Linked DNA regions of Homo sapiens: region 2 is linked to region 1. The links are chromatin loops, found by intact Hi-C in ENCODE. Cell type or tissue: heart right ventricle. All regions are shown on one strand.

Evidence for each region. Hi-C counts contacts between places; a loop is a spot of excess contacts. Peaks named below come from ENCODE experiments on the same cell type or tissue, not always from the same donor. Only the 100,000 strongest peaks of a DNase experiment are listed, where the experiment ranks them.
Region 2: it touches region 1 in a loop (3-fold over the local background); 2 of 110 quality-filtered maps call a loop at or near these places.

Annotation. Positions count from the first base shown.
Region 1 is chr3:177,722,746-177,725,245 of GRCh38, reverse strand. All of the region lies in intron 3 of LINC00578 (long intergenic non-protein coding RNA 578), which reads right to left. Among named protein-coding and RNA genes, the nearest start is that of LINC02015, 93 kb to the left of the region's middle. In heart right ventricle, no CTCF peak of the experiment used is centred here; a DNase peak (open chromatin) is centred at 1,085; H3K27ac peaks cover 2,383 bases.
Region 2 is chr3:178,083,023-178,085,522 of GRCh38, reverse strand. No RefSeq gene overlaps it. Among named protein-coding and RNA genes, the nearest start is that of LINC02015, 270 kb to the right of the region's middle. RefSeq lists a silencer at 348-642 and an enhancer at 348-642. In heart right ventricle, a CTCF peak has its summit at 1,107; a DNase peak (open chromatin) is centred at 482; H3K27ac peaks cover 2,172 bases.

The DNA of each region.
Region 1 (2,500 bases):
GTTCTATTTGGAGAAGTTTTTTCTAGAAGCAAATTGACATTTGGAGCACAAAGGCAAGTGGATTAAGGCGAAATGATATGCAAAGCCAGGGTTTGGTTTTTTTGGGGTGGTGGTGGTGTTGTTGTTGTTGAGGTTTTTTTTGTTCTAAATACACATAGGGAAATATATTCACATGTACATTCTTCAGAAGGGCTCTTCCTTTTGCACAATAAATTGCTACCGTTTGCTTTAAAAAATATAAGATTCAACCCCAGGTACTCATTTTGTCACATCCTGGTGCCAAAATTCATATCAGGGATAAGTAGATAGAAAAAGAATTACTGCATCACAAATACATACATGGAGGAAGGGGAATTCTATTCACATGGATATTTCATGAAATAAAATGAAAGCAACTTCTGGAACCCAAGAGACCTTGGGTCATATCTTCATTTCAACCTCATAGTTGGAGGCCTCTGCACTGCAGTTTCCTCATCTCTAAATTGAGAGGAATATTATCTGCTTCTTACAGTTGTTATAAGGACACAAGGAGGCTATATGCTAAAATTTAGCCAACTGCTTTGCACATAGTATTTATTCTATGAAAAAGAATTATGTTGGCAGGAACTTAGAAGGCCATAGGAAAGATCTTCACAAAACGAGTTTCCTGTTGGGGTGTGAGGGGTGGAGGTAATAGTGGTTGCCATAAAAACCAGTTTCCATATCACCAGATTTACTTGCCTCTCTCTCCCTGAAGTGAATGTTTCATCTGGCACTCAACAAAATGAATTGCTGGGCCCCTGGTCGAGTGCAAATCCAGCATCTATTATTGGCATCTTTCTTAATGTCTTTAACACCATCAAAAAAGTGGAGCAACCAGCCAATTGGAGACTGTTCAACACTAAATAAACATTTGGAATAGGGCCATGCCTTTTGCAAAATTACAATCTGCTTAAAATAGCCTCAGAGGTCAGTTTTAAATATGCTCCATTGGATATCCACTTTTGTTTACTTCTATCCAAAGGCAGTTTGGGGGCAAGCAACTTAGACAGCTGCTTGGGGCATCAAGCACTAAGTGCAGACACTGCTGTTCCTTGGACAAGACGTGCTGCGCCCTGCTTCTATTTTAAAAGTCCTCCAGCTACAGTTGCCAGAGAAGGCAAGGGCCGTTGAGCAAGTGTACAGGCCTTACAAATGATATTTCAGGAAGGAAGTGGATAATACGGGCAGGAAGAGAGATTGGCTTACATTTCTGATCTGGAACGCTATTTGGTCTTTAACTGTTACTACCCCAAACAAAATTATTTCTTGGTTTTCTGACAGATAGATAGATGGATAGGTAGGTAGATACATAGATAGATAGATACATAGATAGATAGATAGATAGATAGATAGATAGATAGATAGATAGCAAAAACCCCTTAAAAGCGTATTAAAAAGTTACATGTCTCAAAAAAACACTTTAAGCAATTAGTTTTAAATGTAAGATATCCCTCATATTTTCATATTTAGTAAAATAATAATAATGCTATCAGATATGCTCTTTTGGCTGAAAAAAATTAATTGCCAAGAAGAGAACTTCCAGACATTGACGAGGATGGTAAATTTATTATTGAAACACCGTTAGAAATATTTAACACCAAGTGTTCTGAATAAACTAGTTTTCATATTCTCCACTAATTCATCTCAAAAATGAGGACAAAGAGACCTGGATCTAGCAAGTAAGAATGTTCTTAAACATCCAGAATATTATATTTGAAAAAAGAAAAAATTATTCTGAGAAAATCTGCCTTGTCTACTCAAGCAAGCCTGAACTGATTCCACTTCACTGAATGTTTATATAATATATAATTACTCCACTCCATTCAGGAGCTAAGTATACACAGCTTGTGTTTGGTCCCAATTGTTTTAGGTATGTTTGTTTCCTCGACTAGATAGTAAGCATTCTGAGAAAAGTGGCTGTATATTATATTTATTCCATACTTTTTGGTTACCTGTTTAGTGCTTGGTACATAGAAAGCCTTCAGTAAATAATTGCTGAATGAAAAAAATATATTGCTACAGTTTGCAGTGTCTCTAATAATAAATATCTCTTCAACTAGTATTATAGTCAACATGTAGGCATATCAGAATCATCTAGGAGAGCATTTAAAACATTCCTATGCCCCATGCTAGAAGTTGGTTTTAAAACAAAGACAATAGAGTTATGCCTTTGTCATGAAGGAGCTTAAAAATCTAGGGTAGAAGGCAGGCATCATAGATAAAGAAATACGATTCAAAATTACTTCAGATAGACAAGTTACATCTCCATTGATCATACTGCAGTTTCTTTAGTTACCTATAATTTCTGAAGATATACTATGGTAATCTTAATTGGACCCGCATATTCCCTAAGCCTTCTTCAATAACTTATTTACTAACAGTCCTCTAAGATAGAGTTATTTTTGCAGATGTCTAAATTCATCTGTTGTATGCTGATGCTAACTAGTTTTGCTTACAGAAGGGAGTCCTCTTTATGCAT
Region 2 (2,500 bases), 360 kb before region 1:
ATGTTCAATAAAGGGTGGAGTACCTTTTCTCTGTGATTTACTTTTCCACACCATGAGATTTGGGAGGAGTTGAAACCTTTCAGGTTATAACTGTATGTTCTCCATGCACGGTGCTGGAAGATGTTATGTGTTAATTGTTTGTTGTTTTAGAGCAAAGCAGGCCCACTGAGAAGCTGTCCCTTTAATATTTGTACAGCTGCATTTACCAGGAAGCAAAGTTCATGAGAAAAAAAAAAAAGCTGAAACCCTTTCTTCACAAAATAAAAACACATTATTGACACCCTATTTAATGACAACATTCAACTGTTTTTTTTCCATCTTTATTTCCCCTCTAAGGCCCAGCTTATTGGCTCATTATGTGCCTGGAACATGAAGGATGACAAGGAGATGGAATTCTGGCTCAGCAGTTTGAGAGCCCAGCCCCCAACTTGCTCAGCCCTCCCCCCTCCTCCTCTCTTGCTTTTCTCTTCTCTCTTCCCCCGCTCTCCCGCCTCCTGCTGCAGATCTCTTTCTGCTGCCTGGCAACCGCACCACAGGCAATGTCACACAGGATTGCTTATTACAGCTTCAGAAAAATAAACAGGAGGAGGAAATTTCTTGCTGTTACATTAGAACTATTATGTACAATGTTCCAAAGCCAGGTAATTCCAAGAGTGATATTATAGTAGAATTTTGCACCATGGTGCCTAGGTCTTTCTTGCATAGATAGAGAGAAGGGTGAAGGAAAAATGAAAAGAGAGTTTTTCGATGGCTTTTAGCCAGCAATGTATTTAATACATCCATTTGGTTGGCACAGACTTCGAATATAACTATTTCTGAGCTTTGAGGACTTGAGCAAGAAATGTTACAGTTGTTATTTGAAAAGTGCAATGTGAATATGAAGAGTAAGCTTCTACTGCTTACCATTATTATCTTCACTCATAATTATCGTGTAGATGGTTTTCACTAGACTTAAGGGCATCACGTCTCATATCTGGTAAGGCAGACAAGACCTATCTTTCCTTTAGTATCATTTATTTGCTTACATGAGGGTCTTTTTCTTTCTTTAGACATTCCCTAAATTTATTGCTTCCAGCAGCTGACAATGATTGAGCACATTTTTGTGTCCCCCTACTGGATAAAATGAGCACAAGAGACCTGGTGGCCCTTCCAGGGATCACACTATCACAGAGAAGATTAACAACTAAACAAATCACTAAAATAAACTCTGCTAATGCATAAAATGGAAAAATCTTTTTCCATTTTCTACTCAGGATTCTATGCCTCTCTGCAACAGGAATGGTTCTATATCAGGATTTTTTTTTGTGTCCCATCTGTTTAGCCAGGCAGTGGAAGGAAGCAGGTTTCTTCCTAATTCAGTTTCCTGAGTGTGATATCCAGGGAGCATAAACACTATTTGAAGTGTATCCCTCCAGAAATCTAAACTCATCTTTAACCTGATTGTAAAATACTTCCGAGTTCCAGATCCCTATCCTTGTTGACCTGAGTCGTTGAAAACAGACTGGCCTATTTACTAGGGTAAGTTAACTACAAATCATAACAAAGACTCCATCCTTGACCTCTTCTTGCACATGAGTCAGCTTGAAAGGCATGGGTCCCCAGTGCAAAATCACAGTATGTGAATGTAGGGAATCCTAGGCATAATGGGTGATTGATGTACGTACCCTGACAGGGCAGGGCAGGGCAGGGCAGGGGTGGTGCCAGGGTGTCTAACAGGACTAATTATCGGCAAACAGTAGGTGTTCAAGGTATGGATGAGAGAAGTCAGTGTAGAATCATTTGGTATGACATTGGAATCAGTGACTGTCACCAAGGAAAATTATTGTAAAGAACTACACAACAGTCTCAGATAGCCAAGGTTCCCTGCCCAGAGTTCTGGTTAAGGCTCAATTTTTAGAGTGGAATAAAAAAGAAAGAAGTAATCAGATACCCAGGCAGGCAGACTGGGCCAAACACAGATGGGCTAGATGGGAGGGCCTCAGCCTGATGCCCCTTTCACCAGCCAGGCCAGAATATTCACCTTCAGGACCAAGAAGCACAATCTCACTATCTCTGGCCATGAATGCCCCTGCTCACTCCGAGAATTCAATAGTTTGGAGACTAGATGAGACTTCTGGAAGGCACCCCTTGCTTGTGGTGTACAGGGCATACCAGGCAGATGTTAGAGAGGAGAAGCAAGGCAGGACTACTAGCACTGAGGTCAGGAAGCTCATCCAGGGCACAGGTTTTCATCAGACCCAGATCTGAATCTCAGTTCTGATACTTCATGATTATATGAACTTGGGGAAAATTACTCAAGCTCTCAGAACCTCAGTTTTTTCATCTATAGGCTTTCAATGAATGTCAGTAATAACTGTTTGATTAAAATTACTATTATACTTTAAAGGACCAAAAACCAATTGCAGGGAATCTTTATAATATGAAAGCAAAAATAGGAAGCAATTAAATTGTTCTATCTACATTTATGGGATTGAAACATGATGATAAGTAGAATTAATAA